2 separate regions of the Homo sapiens genome follow, and region 2 is linked to region 1. The links are chromatin contacts, found by POLR2A ChIA-PET in ENCODE. All regions are on one chromosome and are shown on one strand. The core of a region is the stretch at or near the end of the contact, and the rest is flanking DNA. Distances in the headings are between cores, read along the strand shown. Region 1 holds the start of LINC02454 (long intergenic non-protein coding RNA 2454). Region 2 holds the start of IRAK3 (interleukin 1 receptor associated kinase 3).

Region 1 (2,637 bases), core at 88-2,587:
TGGCCCAGATCACTGTATCTCAGATGGAAAAGTTTTCAGTAGAAGTGATATCTTCACCATTCTGGGTTTGTAAGTTTCTTTTGTTTAACTTAGCCTTCCGGGAAGTTGATACTTGAAGACACAGCACTGTAATCCAGGAGACGCCTTGTCCGACTGCTCCAAATTGGTCAGGAGCCTCTCAGCAGTGCCCTTGACACCTTGTGCTTCTCCTTATTTCTAGATAGCATTTAGAAATAGCATAGTTTTGTCATGTCCACTTTCTTGGCATCTGCTATCTACTCCAACTAGATCATGAAGCAGGATATCCCAACATCTCTGTAGTACCACCGGAGGTGATCGACAAATGTTGGTTAAATGAAATTAATGAATGGAGGGGATGGATATGACTTTTCTTTACCTGAATATGTTTTTCTCTGGGGCAAGTTTTTGGTAGAGAAAAGTAGGGCTAATGTAAGAGAGAAAGATAAGTTCCTTCTTTATATATGCGATAACATTTTTGAAATGTAACTGTGCTTGGCTTTTCTTGTAAGACTAATTGGAATGTGGTTACAGAGCTGGATATCTTGTTTAAAGGTGATTTAAAAATGACAGATCCCATACATTTTTTCATTTCCTTAACAGCTGCAATGTTAGCCTACTCCATAAATCACAACAGTTGGTTCTATCTTAATGCCATAGGTATTTCAGTAATATAGACTGTTCAATAAATTATTGGGTAGTTATTAGAACGAGGTAAATTTGACTTAACATCTTAATTTGACTTAGGCATCTTCCTGGAACCTTCTTGCTCTGAGGTTTGGATGAAAAACACTTTGGATATCACCGTGAGACTTGCTACTTCCGATTCATTGTCTAGTATTCTCCTTGGCAGCTTTGCAAAACAAATCTTGGAAAGCTCCTAGAGAAAGCCATTCTTTTTAGAAAACTTGGAGTCTTTTGAATTCACGCTGGATGACAATGACAGTGAATGAAAGTGTTTGTCCTGTTTGTATATTTGCCTGCTGCTTTGCTCATTCACTCGCTATTCATTTTTTCCAATGGATTATTTATTTATTCAATTTTCAAAACTTAGCAAATATCCTAGATTTCAAAGTATCCTTGTACCCTATGGTTATGGGAATGTGTCAGCCAAACTCTAGGTGGCGCTCCACATCGAATTTAGGAGGCAGGGGAAGGAGTGTGGCAGTGGAGCTCTCAGGATGGCGTCAGAACCACAGAACACCCAGGCTGATCCCGAGAGCTTCCCGTGTGGGGGCGGAGGGTGGGGCAGAGCAGGATGTGTGCTTGGGTTTCACTTGGAAAAAACATACATCATATTGCAATATAATTTACTTTGAGATTTCAATTTGGAAAATGGCATGGAAATAATCCAGCTTGAACATCGTCCTCCTCACCTCCTGGACTAGGGCGAGGGCCCCTTATATTTCTTCATGGCAATTGTGTCACAGTTGTAAGTATTAAAGTATTTGCTTAATTATTTGTTTGATATCCGCCCACTTTGGACTGTAAATTTCACAAGGCAAGGACCTGGCTGCATGGCTCATAGCTATTTGCCTGCTGTCTATCACAACACCTAGCAAGTGACAGACGGTCAATAAATGTTTGTTTTGTTTGCTTATTTGGCTGCTGCTCCATTCATTTGCTTCACTGGGTTATTCATTTTTTCATTCCTTCGTCTCCACCCTTCCCTTCCTGCTCCACCCTACCCTTATCTTCCATCCCCCACTCCAACTCTCCCAGTCCTCCCAGCCCTCCCATCTACCCCATTCCCCACCCAGTCCCACCCTCATTTATCATAAGTCTTAAAAGTTAAGAAACCTAAGGGGGCTGTAGTGGGGTGGGGCAGAAACTAAATGTATGAAAGCAATCTTTAAATAGTCGGATTCTCAAAATCCGGAGAAAGAGTATTAAAAGGTAAGAAAGCAACAGTTTTGCCAATGCAAAAGGGAAAGTGTGGCCCCCTCAGCGGTCATTTCCCCATGCACTATGGCTTTCCTAAGCAGGTGCTGCACCTCCTGGGTTTTGGCAACTGGATGCAGAAGACCGGCAGAACTCTTTCCTCTGAATGGTCTGGACTGGGGACAATTGGCTGGAATCACAAGTGGCTTCTTTGCTCACTCTAGCGGTACTTCAGCTTTCATAAACAGCCGGTTCCTGGAGCTGTAAGGTTCCAGCACATCGGGGATTTCCCTTTGTTAGATCCTGACCCGCAGAGCTGTGTCCCAAGCCAAAACTGTTGTGTTCACCTCTTAAAAGGCTTTCAAAGAAGGAAGGGAGGGAGGGAGGGAGGAAGGGAGGGAAGGAGGAAGGGAAAGAAGGAAGGAAGGAAGGAAGGAAAAATTCTGGAAAATATCAGTTGTTATTCACAGACACCTAACTTGCCATTTTTAAAAACACATTTTAAAGTTGATATGAATCGAAAAAAAAGTTATTGTGATATTGGCAGTCAGCTCTCTACTGAAATGATGTGAGTGGAAAAACAAGAGTTTGGAAGAATGCGTCCCCCAAAATTCTTACATTGTTACCAACCACAGAAACAAAACATAGTGCTGGAAAGGAATTTCAAGTCATAGATGCCAAACCCCTGATTGTGTAGATAAAAATAATGAGGCTCTGAGGTAAGTGACTTGCTCAAAG
Region 2 (2,637 bases), core at 48-2,547, 590 kb after region 1:
ATCTGAGAGGTTTCAAAACACCTCTGGTGTTTTCACTTGATGGCCACTGCCCACTCTTCCAGTCACTAAGGCTGAGATTTTTCTCACCACTTTCAAAACAACTTTTTGTCACTGGTAACATGCCTCATGTGACCTAGAAGATTTTGAAACAACAATTTTACTTAAACTCCGTGAAGATTTCAAAACAACAATTTTACTTAAACTCCATGTTGAAGGCAAAAAGGAAGATTGTGTGAAGCACTTTGAGGAAGGAAAAAATGATGGAACGATATTTCATCAAGGAAGCCCATGAGGAAGAAAATTTATTAAAACCAAGTAGGTGTATGGAGGAGAGGCCGCCTCGTGAAGAAAACGAACATAATTTTACGCTGATTTGGTGTCTTTTCTGTTTTTCTCTTGTTGGTATCTACATTCATCTTTTCCAATAATAATCCCATATATGTACATTTTTATCTGTTTAAATTCAGTAAAAGTTGGGAGGAAAATGTGTCAAAACTTTTAGAGTGTGATGGGCTGAGTGGGGTTGTGAGTGATTATCTTCTTTTTTCAGTTTTTTTCTGGGTTTTCCAAGTGTTCCTCGATGAACATGGATAGTTTTTCTGACAGGATAAAAAAGAAGTAGTCCGGGACAGTGGCTAACACCCCGAATCCCAGCACTTTGGGAAGCCGGAGGTGGGAGGATCGCTTGAGGCCAGGAGTTTGAAACCAGCCTGGGCAGCATAACGACACTCCCTCTCTACGAAAAACGAAAAAAAATAATTAGCCGGACGTGGTGGCGTGCGACTGTGGTCCCAGCTACTCGGGAGGCTGAGGTGGGAGGATCGCTTGAGCCCAATAGGTGGAGGCTCCGTGAGCTGAGATAGCGCCACTGCGCTCCTGCCTGGGCGACAGAGTGAGAACCTGACTCAAAACAAAGAAAAAAGGAAGAAAAGAAAGGAAGGGAAGAAGGAAGGAAGGGAGAAGCTTTCAAAAATAAACTTTTGTAAGAAGTAATGACACCGCTAGCCGTCCACACCAGGAGACCGCCTAGCCGTGGGGCACGGTGGGCTCCTGGGAGCTCTGAGCTCTGGGCTTTCTCCAGTTCGCACTCTGCTTGTCTCGGCAGCTCCGTCCCCACCGCAGAGGTGTGAAGGGGCGCAAAGCCAGCGAAGGGAGAACCCGGGTCGGGTAACCCCCAGGCCTGGCCAGGCGGACGCAGGGGCATCTCGGGCGAGGCGCGCCTTGCGTCACGTGGGCACCGCCCCTGCAGTGACCGGAGAACGGCGTGTTCCTAGGGCTCTGCTGCCGTCGTGGAAGCAGGATTTCCGCGGTTGTGTAACGGCCTGTCGCAGGCGTGCAGGGACCTGGACTCCGCCTCGTCCCCGGGGCTCGGGCAGCCGAGCCATGGCGGGGAACTGTGGGGCCCGCGGCGCGCTGTCGGCGCACACGCTGCTGTTCGACCTGCCGCCCGCGCTGCTCGGAGAGCTCTGCGCTGTTCTGGACAGCTGCGACGGCGCGCTGGGCTGGCGCGGCCTGGGTGAGTCGGCGGGGACCGGCCGGGGGCGGCGGGGGAGCCCAGCGCGCCGCGGGGCCCGCTCGGCGTCGCCCTGCATGGCTGGGGTCCCTCGCGGGGCTGGCGCGGCCTCCGGGAAGTTCCCGCCAGGGAGCCGGCCCCCTCCTTTCCTGGGTTGGATGCAGAGACTCCCTGGGACCCAGATGCCTTCCCTCCCTTCTCTTTCAAAGAATTTTGGGTATCGCTGCAAAGTCAAGGGAGCCGAGGCCTGGGAAAGACAGATAACCAGCGTGAAAGCATCTTCTGTTCGTCCGCGATGCCACCCTCACTGGGTTCGCAATGTATGATGTCTTCTGGTCCTTGCAAAATCACCCCAGAACATCATTTTAGTATTGAGACATTTTTAGAACTTTGAGATACTTATCCTTTGGTGTTTTCAATGCATCCCTAAGCCCCTAACTTAATTACAAGTGAAATGCTAAAGTAAACTACGGTTTGCAATGAACGCGGCTCCTAATTTTCTTAATTAAATCTTATTTACCCAATTTCGTTGAATGAAGGTTTATGCTAAAGGGTGGCTTTTTATTTTAATCTAAAAAAATTGGCTTCAGAACTGTATTTTATGCAGACATTGGAAAGTTGAGCAACTGCCTGCTGGAAGTGTTGAGTGTAGCCAGAGATAATTCGGACAAAAATCTTCGTTTTGTTAAGTACAGGCATTTTTGGTTAGATTTGATATTCCACAATGTCATGTTTAATGTTTATTGAAAAGAATCATGATTATGTCAAAATAACTTAGCTTTAATGGTCTGAAATAGGATTTTTCTTACCAGGACTAGCAGAAGGCCTAAGAGGAGAGTTTTCTTTGTTACTGATGAACAGTATGGTGACAGTCTTTGAATTGTAGCAATGGGCTTCTGGTTATACAAAAAATGTTTATATATTTTAAGCTCTGTAATTTTAAGTTATGGCCCTTAAGAAAAAAAAAAAAGTCTGATTTCTAGAAAACGAGATTTCCAGTGTGCATTTGAGGGATTTTGAGGGATAAGGTCACTTCCCCATCAGATCTTTTTGAGATGGATTTTGGCGTGGACAGTATTTATACCCGTTGATTTCCTAGAGTTACTGACTTTGAGAAAGAAAAG

The links. ChIA-PET counts read pairs that join two places held with the same protein, here RNA polymerase II (POLR2A).
Region 2: POLR2A ChIA-PET joins it to region 1 with 10 read pairs in T-cell. The contact joins the promoter of IRAK3 here to the promoter of LINC02454 in region 1. POLR2A ChIA-PET finds 5 or more read pairs at or near these places in 2 of 52 experiments (T-cell and activated T-cell).

What each region holds. Positions count from the first base shown.
Region 1 is chr12:65,601,532-65,604,168 of GRCh38, forward strand. LINC02454 (long intergenic non-protein coding RNA 2454) reads left to right here and starts at 1,338. Exons shown (of 3, transcript NR_146529.1): 1 at 1,338-1,450. All of the region lies in intron 1 of MSRB3-AS1 (MSRB3 antisense RNA 1), which reads right to left.
Region 2 is chr12:66,187,917-66,190,553 of GRCh38, forward strand. It overlaps IRAK3 (interleukin 1 receptor associated kinase 3), which reads left to right and starts at 1,298. Exons shown (of 12, transcript NM_007199.3): 1 at 1,298-1,516. The coding sequence starts at 1,384. RefSeq lists silencers at 1,403-1,452, 1,473-1,632.